Regions from separate parts of the Homo sapiens genome. Here region 2 is linked to region 1. A link is a contact called in ENCODE Hi-C or POLR2A ChIA-PET data. All regions are on one chromosome and are shown on one strand. Each heading gives the region's core, a stretch centred on a gene start or an enhancer-like site at or near the end of the contact. The rest is flanking DNA. Distances are from core to core; before and after follow the strand shown.

Region 1 (6,153 bases), core at 1,623-4,122:
GTGTGATAAGATTATATTTTTAAAGTGAATATTAAAGTGGCATATAGGGATTCTAATAATAATAGCAACAATAAATAGCTAACATTTCTTGAATATTTATTTCATGCCAAGCACTGTTCTAATCACTACATTTGAATTCATTTGTAAATTACAACCATCTGAAATAAGTACTTGTATTATGCCCATTTTACAGACAAGGAAACAGGTTCAGAGGGGTGGAACAAAGTGCCCGTGGTCACAAAACGAGTTCAAATCAAAGCTGAAATTCAAACCTAGTTCTGTGACTCCAACACCTGCTGCTGATGCTATGGTCATTGCCTTTGTTGTTTACTAAGAGCCTGCTGTGTGAAAGTTATGAGTGCCACAGACAGTAATAACACATGGGCTTATCCACAATAAGTTTGCAGTCTAGACCAGATATGGAGATAAGGCCTCTGCATTAAAGAGAGGCTAATACAAGTGCCCACTGAGTAGCTCAGAAGTTCAGGGAGGAGGCAGGAAGTCCATGGAGAGGTTAGAAATTACATACCCTTGGCTCATTTAATACCTTCTGTCTTCAATAGACTTACCTTCAGTTCCTGGGCCCTTCAATGGACCATGGACTTTAGAGTTATATTGCATGGGTTCTGGTCCCAGCTATAGGTGGGTTAAGTCATCTAGCCCCTGTGAGCTTTATTTTCCTTATCTGTCAAGTGAGGACAATAATAATACTTCCCCCTCCAGTGTTCCCGTGAAGACTACTTGAGCAAACACGTGTAAATGATACAGCACATGTTCAGCACTCAATAACATGGGAGAATTTATGATTATCTTTTTTTTTACTGCTCCTGTGGAAAGTGGGACCCCCATCATATTTTCTGTGTGCGCTCAGATTCAGATTTAGAAGGTAGTAATTCCCACCCCCACTGGCCAAATGGAAGGAAGGAAAAAGGAGAAGAGGGAGGGTGGGTTCTTGGGTGTGCACGGGCAACTCAGCAGGGGCTTGGGATGATAGAGCAGGTGGGAGGGTGGACCGGAGCCCAAGCATGGTTGGGGGATTGATGGATGTATGGGCAGTTTGAAAAAAAGGGAGACAGGCATGAGCAGGGTGGAAGAGAAACTAGTATATATGAAGCCCTTTTTTGTGTCAAGCACTGGGCTGGGTGCTTTCACCCATTCAACAAGTATTTTATTATTTATGCCTAAAATGTGCCAGGCCCTGAATTTGGCACTGATGATCCAGTCATAAGCAGGACAGAGAGATATGAAAGATATCCCTGCATTGCATTCCATTTCATGGAAGACAGACAATGAGAGAGATAAATGAGTGAAATGTTGAGTATATTCAATAGTGGTAAGTGCTGTGAAGTAAAATAAAGCAATAAAGTAGTATTTTCAGAGAATGCTGGAGGTGTGACCTCTATTTTAAGTAGGATGGTCAGGGAATGTGTCACTGAAAAAGTGACATTTGAGCACATAACTCACTTAATAGCTACTATATCAAGTAGATACTGTCATCCCCATTTTCTGCATGAAGTAATTAAGTGGGGTAAGTGGGGTAGGATATTGGGAGACACTCCTCCCTGGATCTCTTATGCTCCTATACTTCTTGTTGGGCATGCCAAGAATGCAAGGCCCTGGCAACTCTTTTCCAGGGACATTTCTCAGGGTTATATTAATAGTGGCAGTGAGAAATTTTCAGGGGTGAGGTAACATGGCCTCTGGGACAAAGAGTGGGAATCCTTACCGCTTGCTACAAAACTCTGGGCTCCCCAAGCTTAGTGTCATTGTCCCACAGCTGTGATGTAAACCGACTGCATATAAAGCATGAATTTGGGTCCCTCTGTGTCATCCCTATGGGACTTGGGGACAAGGGCAAGTGACACAAACTTGCTGATGCTCATGTTGTTTAATGTGTTGTGAGTAATACAGTCTGTCTCTGATCCAGAAGTCTTGTATTTTCTTCCAGCAATCATAAAACAGTAACAAGCTAAATTATTTGATTGTAAGTGGGGTAAAATCAAATCCAAAACCTGACAGAAATACAAGCTACTGAGAATCTGTGATGTGCCACACACCCACTTTTACACATTGCACATATATAGCGAACAAAATAGACAAAAGTCCTCTTTTATAGAGTGCACACTCTATGGGAGTGAACAGACAAGGGTACAAATAAATAAGACGATTAGAGATTGTGATCAGCACTGTGAAGGAAATAAGCAGGGGTAAACGACCGTCAATATCCTCATCTGTAAAATGGGGCCAATATTAATACCTACCTCTCAGGATTGTTGTGAGTGCCCAGCTCATGGAAAGTCTTCAACAAATATGGGCTTTTGTTATTATTTCTTTTTTCCTTCTCCCATGGAAATGAGGAAAGAAAATAGCTTCCTGCTCTACTTTGTAAGGGCTAAGGGTGGGGAGAGAGCTGCAGGAGAAAAGAGGCTATTGCCATCTGAGGAATTTTTTGCTGATCAATATCTAGGAACCAAGAATTTGAAATATTACAAACAAAAAAGAATTGGAATTATAATTATAGCCCTTGGAATTACAGCCCAACTCAATGATTTGGTGCACTCCTTTCACACAAAGGTATGCACTGAAACCACAGCCTCTGCTGAATGATTCTGGCCCCAGGAGCTCCCCTTCTCCTCTTCCCTTCTCCCAGTTGCTGCCCAGGGTCTATCTTGTCCAGGGCCAGCCAGGCAGGGCTGGGCTGTTGAGTTCTGTCAGTGCAGGATGTACAGAACCCTTGCAGACCCCTCTTCCTTCCCCTCCCACTTCTACCACCGAAACGCAGCTGCTTCCTCTCTGCCCCAGTGCTGATCCTGACAGCAGTGTCTCCAGCTAACTTCCCCCTCTTCAACCTCTCCCCAGCACCTGTGTCAACATGAAGCTCACTGACAGACCCCATTCCAGTCTAGATGCAGCAGACAGTAACAAATGGTGGTTGCCGTCATGTGAAGGGCTGGAGTCCTATTTTTCTTTCTGAGCCATCATACGAGAAACTATTTCAAGGACCCATTTTGTACCTTGAACACATCCCTCTCCTTCAATAACTCAGCCAGACATCGCCCTAATAGCTCTGTCTCCCTAAAGAACAAATAGCTAGCCTCCCATTTTTCTAACCCATTTGCTGCTGCAGTCCGTGTATGTTCAAGTGATGGTTGTTGATCAAGGGGCTAATTCACAATAATGATGGGACCTCATGTCTTTGTTGCAGGGTTTTCTCCCATGTATCATATTTTAAAAGCCTTTCTGAGAATTTTGGATTTTGTTTTTGGGTTTTTTAATTCTTTAATATATTTTTTTAAATTTTTATTTCAATAGCTTTTGGGCTGCAAGTGGCTTTTGGTTACATAGATGAATTATGTAGTGGTGAATTCTGAGATTTTAGTCCACCCATCACCCGAGTAGTGTACATTGTACCTAATGTGTAGTTTTTTATCCCTGCCCCCCCTCCCAGCCTCCCCCTTCAGAGTCTCTAAAGTCCATTATATCACTCTGTATGCTTTTGTGTACTCATAGCTTAGCTCCCACTTATAAATGAGAACATGTAGTTTTTGGTTTTCCACTCCTATGTTACTTCACTCAGAATAATGGCCTCCAGCTTCATCCAAGTTGCTGCAAAAGATTGTTTCATTCCTTTTAATGGCTGAGTAACATTTCATGGTGTATATATGTATATACCACATTTTTTTTATCCACTCATTGGTCGATGGACACTTAAGTTGGTTCCACATCTTTGCAATCGTGAACTATGCTGGTATAAACCTATGTGTACAAGTGTCTTTTTCATGTAGTGACTTATTTTCCTTTGGGTAGATATCCAGTAGTAAGATTGCTGGATCGAATGGTAGATCTACTTTTAGCTCTTTAAGGAATCTCCATACCGTTTTCCATAGAGGTTGTACTAATTTATATTCCCACCAGCAGTGTAGAAGCATTCCTTTTTCCCCACATCCATGCCAACATCTATTGGTTTTTGACTTTTTAATAATTGCCATTCTTGCAGGAGTACAGTGGTATCTCATTGTGGTTTTAATTTACATTTCCCTGATGATCAGTGATTTTGAGCCATTTTTGTTTGTTTGGTTTTGGTTTTTGTTTTGTTGTGGGCTTTTTTTTTTTTTTTTTTTTTGAGACAGAGTCTCGTTCTATCACCCAGGTTGGAGTGCAGTGGCTCCATCTCATCTCACAGCAACCTCTGCATCCTGGGTTCCAGCAATTCTCGTGCCTCAGCCTCCTGAGTAGCTGAGACTACAGGCATGCCCGGCTAATTTTTGTATTTTTAGGACAGATGGGGTTTTGCCATGCTGGCCAGGCTGGTCTTGAACTTCTGGCCTCAAGTAATCCACCCGCCTCGGCCTCCCAAAGTGCTAGGATTACAGGTGTAAGCCACCACGCCTGGCCTATTTGTATATCTTCTTTTGAGAAATGCCTACTCATGTCACTTGCCCACCTTTTAATGAGATTTTTTTTCTTGCTGATTTGTTTGAGTTTCTTGTAGGTTCCAGATACTAGTCCTTTTTCAGATATGTAGTTTGCAAAGATTTTCTCCCATTCTGTGGGTTGTCTGTTTACTCTGCTGATTATTTCTTGTGCTGTGCAGAAGCTTTTCAGTTTAATTAGGTTCCAATTATTTATTTTTGTTTTTGTTGCATTTGCTTTTGGGGTCTTGGTCATGAATTCTTTGCCTAGGCCAATGTCTACAAGGGTTTTTTCGATGTTATCTTCTGAAAGTTTTATAGTTTCGCGTATTAGATTTAAGTCTTTAATCAATCTTGGGTTGATTTTTGTATAACATGAGAGATAAAGATTCAGTTTCATTCTTCTACCTGTGGCTTGCAAGTTTTCCCAGCACCATTTATTAAATAGGGTGTCCACTCCCCAGTTTATGTTTTTGTATGCTTTGTCAAAGATCAGTTGGCTGTACGTATTTGAAAAGCCTTTCTGAGACTTTTGAAAGAGATCTTTATTATATGGACATGTACCCCTTTTTCTGTGATGTCTGGAACTGGGGTAGCAGGCAGTGGTCCAGGATTTTTCTCTAAACTGTGTGTACTTTGAGTTTCCCCAGACCTTGCCAGCCTGCAGGTATATAAAAGGTCACACAATCTCTCACTCTTCCAAATTTTGCCAGCTCTTGCCTTTATCTCTTATGCAGAATTTGGCCTCTATCAAAGGACCCCTTAATAATATTAGAGTCCCCAAGGGATGTCTGCTTCCTGCCAGGGGCTGCTCTTGCTGCCCTTCTATTTATCTCTTGGTGCCTGTGCTAAGCAACCCTGCATCCACTGGGCACTGCTATCTGCTGCTACAGCTGAGGCACTGGGGCCCTTGAAATGCCAAAGCTAGGCAATATATTATTCTGCATAGGGGGAAAAGATCTCTCTTCCCTTTGTGATACTTTTTGTTAGAGGCACAGCCAAACCGGCATGCTCATGTGCTGATGTCCTACTAAGGTTTTTTAAAGAGACGACTCTTCTCTTCCACCTCCTTTTTCTCAGAAGATGTTGAAATTATTTCAAAGGCAGCTGGACCAGAAGACATACACATCTGCATTCAGAATTTCCCCTTCCCTCCCAATACTAAGGATTTCTTACTGGATCCAACTTTCTGTGCCTGGTTTGTGTTTCCCTCAGAGTGAAGTACGTAAATCAAACTTCAATCCTGTATATACTCCAGCACACCAACATCACCTGTGTACTTTTTTGTCCTTCTCTCCACAACAGCTAAGTTTAAAAAGATGAGAAAAAGACAGTGCAAAGGTGAGGGCACACAAGTGGCCTTATGTCTAGTTTGCCGCAGTAGTAAAAGTTCTTCAAAGGCTGTATACTTGTGTCAACATCAAAGAACAAAGAAACATGTGTGATGGCAGTTTCTGGTCAGAAGCAAAATGTTTTCTGTCTCCTCACAAGAGAAGTTCAAGCTCAGGCAAGAGGATATTAATTAAAAGATTGCACAGGCTATTTTGAAATTGAAAAGGGGAGGAAGGTTCATTAGATGGCCTTTGTTTTGGTCACTTTGGGCTGCTATAACAAAAATACCATAGATTGGGTGGCTTAAACCGTAGACACTTATTGCTCACACTTCTGGAGACTAGAAAATCCAAGATCGAGGTTCTTGGTGAGGGTTCTTTTCCTGGTTTGCAGATGGCTGCCTTCTTGC
Region 2 (6,109 bases), core at 3,094-5,593, 240 kb after region 1:
ATTTTATTTTTTTGAGACAGAGTCTCGCTCTGTCACCCAGGCTGGAGTGCAGTGGCACCATCTCGGCTCACTGCAACCTCCACCTCCTGGGTTCAATCGATTCCCCTGCCTCAGCCTCCCGAGTAGCTGGGATTACAGGGGCCTGCCACCACACCTGGCTAATTTTTGCATTTTTAGTAGAGATGGGGTTTCACCATGTTGGCCAGGCTGGTCTCGAACTCCAGACTTCAAGTGGTCTGCCCACCTCAGCCTCCCAGACTGCTGGGATTACAGGCATGAGCCACTGCGCCTGGCCTAAAATGTGCTTTTTAGAAGAAAGGAGTGGGATGCAAGAAGCAATGATGACCAAAGTAATTGATGAAATATATTCATATACCTAAATAAGTATTGACTAAAAATAAAAATTACTGATTTTGTTGGGGAAGATTACAATAAGAGTAGCACTAAAATACTAGACAAGCTAACATGGAAGATGGAAGGTAAAAGTTTGGAGTTAAAATGTATTAAGATCTTTGTTTTATTCAAAAGGGGAATAAAGTATATACTAACTTTGGACTGTATGCATATTAAAATTTAAGGGTACCGAGAAATGTCACCCCTAGGTATTTTCCAAGAGGAATGAAAACTAATTCTCACACAAAAGACTGTATGTAAATGTTTATGGTAGTTTTATTTATAATTGCCAAAAACCTGAAACAACCCAAATGTCCTTCAACTGCTGAATGGGTAAATAATGGTACATCTGTGTAATGGAATACTACTACTCAGCAATATACAGGAATGAACTATTGATACATTCAACAACACAAATAAATCTGCAGTTCATTATTTTAAGTGAAAGAAGCCAAAGTCAAAAGGCTACATAAGGTATAATTCCTACATTACATTATGCAAAAGGCAAAACTAACAGTGGAAAACAGATCAGTAATTAGCATGGGTGGGGGTGAGAGGAGGGATATATAAAGGGGTACTAAGAGGGAATTTGAGGCATGATGAAACTCTTTGGCATCTTAATTGTAGTAGTGTTTACACAGCTCTGCATTTGTCAAAACTCAGAGCTGTACAACAAAAATGAATTATACTGTATATAAATTAAAATATATATTTTTAGGCTGACTCAAAAAGAATTAGAATGTCCAACATCCAAACCAGTAGAAGGGGGAAACATGATCAGTGAAACAGGGAAAGAAGGAAAGAAGCCTAGAAAAAGTAAAGTTAATACAAAGCACAAAAATAACATTGGAGAGATAGTTCCAATATAACTAATCAAAAGGCCGCATACAAATCAGAAAGACAACTTACAGTCTGGGAGAAGACATTCATAGTGCATATAACCAACACAGGATTAATATTCAGAAAATATAAGTAGGTTTCATAAGTCAATAAGAAAAACAGGTAAGTTCAAAAACGAGCAAAGAATATGAATAGGGGATTCACAGAAAAGGAAACCCGAATGACCAATACATTAATAAGATCAATCTCACTATGGTCAGAGGAATGCAGAATAAAACTGTAAGGTATTGTACTTCACATGCATCAGATTACCAAAAATGGAAAAGCCTTACAGCATTAAATGATGGCGTGATGAGGAATGTAGTCTCATTTATGGTAGGAATATAAATGGGCACAACTACTTTGAAAAGCAATAGTAATATTTAGTAAGATCAAAGCTGCTGACATCTTATGACTGAGTAATTCTAATCTTAGGATATACATCTCACACTATGTTTGAAAAGAAATCTACAAGAATGTTTATTTCTGTATTGTCTGTAGTGAGTATTAAAAAAATGGAAACAAGCTATGAGTGTTCAACAGAATGGATGAATTGTGTTACATTTATAAAATACAGTGTTATATAACAGTTGAATGAATTAGTACTATATGTGTCAACACAGATAAATGTCTAAAACAATGGCGTGCAAAAAAGCACGGGAAAATACATCCACTGTGATACCATTTATTTAATTTTTTAAAAATTTAAAACTAAATTACTTTTTTAAAATTTAAAAATGTTTATAATATTTGAGGACACATATGAGACGATTTGCTTTACCTAATATCAACAAAGTGAAGAGACAACCCACAGAATGGGAGAAAATATTTGCAAACTGCCCATGTGACCAGGGATTAATAACCAAAGTATATAAGGAGTTCAGACAACTCTAAGAAATATAATCTATTAAAAAAATGGGCAAAAGATTTGAATAGACATTTCTCATCAGAAGACATATAAATGGCAAACAGGCATATGAAAAGGTGCTCAACATCACTGGTCATCAGAGAAATGCAAATCAAAACGACAATGGAATATCATCTCACCGCGGTTAAAATAGCTTATATCCAAAAGACAGGCAATAACAAATGCTGGCAAGGATGTGGACAAAAGGGAACCCTTGTACACTGTTGGTGGGAATGTAAATTAGTACAGTCACTATGGAGCACAGTTTGGAGGTTTCTCAAATAGCTAAAAATTGAGCTACCATATGATCCAGCAATTCTGCTGCTGGGTATATACCCCAAAGAAAGGAAATCAGTATATTAAAGAGATATCGGCACTCCTATGTTTCTCGCAGCAGTGTTTACAACAGCTAAGATTTGCAAGTAACCTAAGTGTCCATCAACAGATGACTGGATAAAGAAAATGTGGTACAGATACAAAATGGAATACTATTCAGCCATAAAAAGAGTGAGATCCTGTCATTTGCAATCACATGGATGGAACCGGAGGTCATTATGTTAAGTGAAATAACCCAGGCCCTGGAAAACTAACATCACATGTTCTCAGTTATTTGTGGGGTCTAAAAATCAAAACAATTGAACTAATGGACATAAAGAGTAGAAGGATGATTACCAGAGGCTGGGAAGCATAGCGGGGGCCTGGTGGGGAGGTGGGAATGGTTAATGGCTCCAAAAATAAAATGAATAAAACCTACTATTTGATAGCACAATAGGATGACTATAGTCACTAATAATTGTACATTTTAAAATAACTCAGTGTAATTGGATTGTTTATTAACTCAGTGGATACATGCTTGAGGGGATGGATACCTCGTTCTCCGTGGTGTGCTTATTTCACATTGCGTGCCTGTATCAAAACATCTCATGTACCCATAAATATACACACCTACTTTGTACCCACAAACATTTAAAAAAAAGAATAAAAGGAATGCTGTAAACAACTTTATGCTCATAAATTCAACAACATAGAAGAACCAATTCTACAAACTATAGGCCACAAACCACAAAAATCACAAATGATCAAAACTGAACCAATATAATCGGAATAGTCCTATAACCATTAAATAAATTGGGTTTATAACTATAAAGCTCTCAAAAAAATAAATCTCCAGGCCCATGTGGTTTTACTGAGAATTCTACCAAACATTTGAAAAAGATTTTACACAATCTCTTCCAGAAAATGAGAAGGAAACACTTCCCAACTCATTTTATAAGGCGATTATTAACCTGATACAAAATTCTAAGACAGTATCGGAAGGAAGGAAGGAAGAGAGGGAGGGAGGGAGGGAAAGGGAAGGAGGGAGGAGAAGGGAAGGGGGAGGGAGGAAGGAAGGGAGGAAGGAGGGAGGGAAGGAAAGGAAGGAAGGAAAGGAAGGAAGGAAGGGAGGGAGGAAGGAAGGAAGGAAAGAAGAAAGGAAGGAAGGGAGGGAGGAAGGGAGGGAGGAAGGAGCCACAGACCAGTATCTTTTGTGAACATAGGCACAAAAACTACTCCACAAAATATTAGCAAATAAAATATAATATTTTATATAAACGACTATACACCATGATCAAGTAGGATTTATTCCAGGTGTTTGTACTTGTCAGGGTTCTCTAGAGAAACAGAACCAGTAGGAGATGAAAAAGAGAGAGAGAGACACACACAAGGAATTGAGGAATAGGCTCATGGAATTATGGAGGCTGAGAAGTCCCATGATCTGTCATCTGTAAGCTGGAAACCCAGGAAAACTGTTAGTATAATTTAGTCTGAGCTTGAAAGTTTGAGAACCAGGAAGCCAGTGGTATAAATCCCAGCCAAAGGGCTGGAGAAGATGAGATGAGATGTCTCAATTCAGGCAAGCAAACAGGAAGCAAAAAGGGCAGTTTTCTTCTTTTTCCACCTCTTGTTCTATTCAGGCCCTCAGTGAATTGGATCATGCTCACCCACATCAGGGCAGGCAATCTACTTATTGAGTTCACTGATTCAAATGATAACCTCACCTGGAAACATCCTCACAGACCCAGAAATAATGTTTAATCTAAGCACCCATGGCCAGTCAAGTTGAGACATAAAATTAGCCATCACAGTACAGGCATACCTGGGAAATGACGCAGGTTCAGTTCCAGACCATCACAATAAAGCAAATATTGCAATAAAGTGAGTCACAAAAAGAAAAAGTCAGTGTTACAGCTTTTAGAATTTGTCTAGCAGGTTTTCTGGAAAACCTTCACAAAAAAAGGAGAAAGAGTGCATATAAAATGCTTATGTTGATACCATACTGTAGTCTATTAAGTGTGCAATAGCATTATGTCTATAAAACAATGTACATACTTTAAAAATATTTTATTGTTAAAACATGCTATCACAGAGACACAAAGTGAGCACATGCTGTTGGAAAAATGGTACTGATAGACTTGCTTAATGCAGGGTTGCTACAAATCTTCAATTTGTAAAAAACATAATATCTGCAAAGCACAGTAAAACAATGTATGCCTGTAGTCAAGCGTGGTTCAATACTCAAAAACCAATGTAATTCACCATATCGATAGGCTCAAGAAAGAAAATCATATTATCATATTCATTGACACAGAGAAAACATTTGACAAAATCCAACACCCATTTATATTTAAAAAAAAAAAAACCTTTCAGCAAGTTAGCATGATAGGGGAACTACCTTAACTTGATAAAAGGCATCTACAAAAACCCTACAACTAACATCACAGTTAATGGTGAAAGAGTAACTGGCTTCCACCTGTTTAGAAACCAGGCATGGATGTTCACTCTCATCACTCATTCAACATAGTACTGGAAACACAACACAATAAGACAAGAAAAAGAAATAAAAAGAACACCGATTAGAAAGGAAGAATAAATCTGTCCTTACCTGAAGATGGCATGCTTTTCTATATAGAAAAGCCTAATGAATCTACCAAGCAAATAAACAACAAAAATCCTCTACAACTAATAGGTGAGCTTGAAAGTTTGCAGGATTCAAGATTAACGTGCAAAAGCCAAATGTATTTCTATATATTAACAGAGAGCATGTGGAAACCAAAATGAAAAACACTATACCATTTATAATTGTTCCAAAGAACAGTACATACTTAGATATAAACTTAACAAAACACATACAGGATCTGTATGGTGAAAATTACAAAATACTAATGAAAGAGATCAAAGAAGACTGAAATAAATGGAGTGCCATAGCATATTTATGGATTAGAATACACAACATAGTAAAGATAGCAATTCTTCCCAAACTGATCTATAGATGTAATGCAATTCCTATCAAAATCCCAGCTAGGCTTTTTGTAGAAATAAACAAGCTTATTCTTGAAAAAGAAGAATAAAGTGGGAGGAATTACTGTATTTGATATTAAGCCCTAATATGTAGTTACAGTAATAAAGACCGTGTGATATTGGTGGAAATATAGACATACAGATCAATGCAACAGAAGAAAGAACGCATCTGGTTTTTTTTCTTCTTTTTTTATTATGGCAGAGTACATGTAACATATAGTTTGCTATTCCAACTGATTTTTGACAAAGATACAACAGCAAATCAATGGAGGAACAATAGCCTTTTTAACAAATGGTGTTGGCACAACTGGACAACTGTAAGCAAAAGAAAATGAACTTCAATCTAAATCTCACACCGTATTAAAAAAAACTCAAAGTGGGCCACAGACTTAGATATAAAATGTAAAACTATAACACTTTTAGAAAAAATATAGGAGAAAATCTATGGGATTTAGGGCAAAAGCATGATTCAAAAAAGGAAAGTCAGTGTTACAGCCCTTTTAGAATTTGTCTAGCAGGTTTTCTGGTTTTCCAGAAAACCTCCACATAAAAAGGAAAAAGAAAAAAAGGAAAAAGTAATAAATTAGTATG

Evidence for each region. Hi-C counts contacts between places; a loop is a spot of excess contacts on that map. ChIA-PET counts read pairs that join two places held with the same protein, here RNA polymerase II (POLR2A). Pooled maps may share reads with other maps.
Region 2: a map of GM11168 shows a loop between it and region 1 (2.8-fold over the local background). The contact joins two enhancer-like sites. A Hi-C loop is called at or near these places in 5 of 168 maps with a recorded cell type or tissue (CD4-positive, alpha-beta T cell, GM11168, HAP-1 and 2 more), 10 of 37 single-sample maps with no recorded cell type and 11 of 50 pooled maps. POLR2A ChIA-PET finds 5 or more read pairs at or near these places in 1 of 52 experiments (OCI-LY7).

What each region holds. Positions count from the first base shown.
Region 1 is chrX:120,745,995-120,752,147 of GRCh38, reverse strand. No RefSeq gene overlaps it. Among named protein-coding and RNA genes, the nearest start is that of C1GALT1C1, 120 kb to the right of the region's middle. RefSeq lists an enhancer at 2,809-2,918. Within about 2 kb of position 2,872, at least 4 of the 41 ENCODE cell types and tissues checked have a DNase peak (open chromatin) inside an H3K27ac peak, as active enhancers do; they include PC-9, where a contact is called at or near this core.
Region 2 is chrX:120,502,990-120,509,098 of GRCh38, reverse strand. It overlaps the pseudogene RNU7-68P, the pseudogene RNU7-86P and the pseudogene LOC124900489. Among named protein-coding and RNA genes, the nearest start is that of LAMP2, 37 kb to the right of the region's middle. Within about 2 kb of position 4,343, at least 2 of the 41 ENCODE cell types and tissues checked have a DNase peak (open chromatin) inside an H3K27ac peak, as active enhancers do; they include PC-9, where a contact is called at or near this core.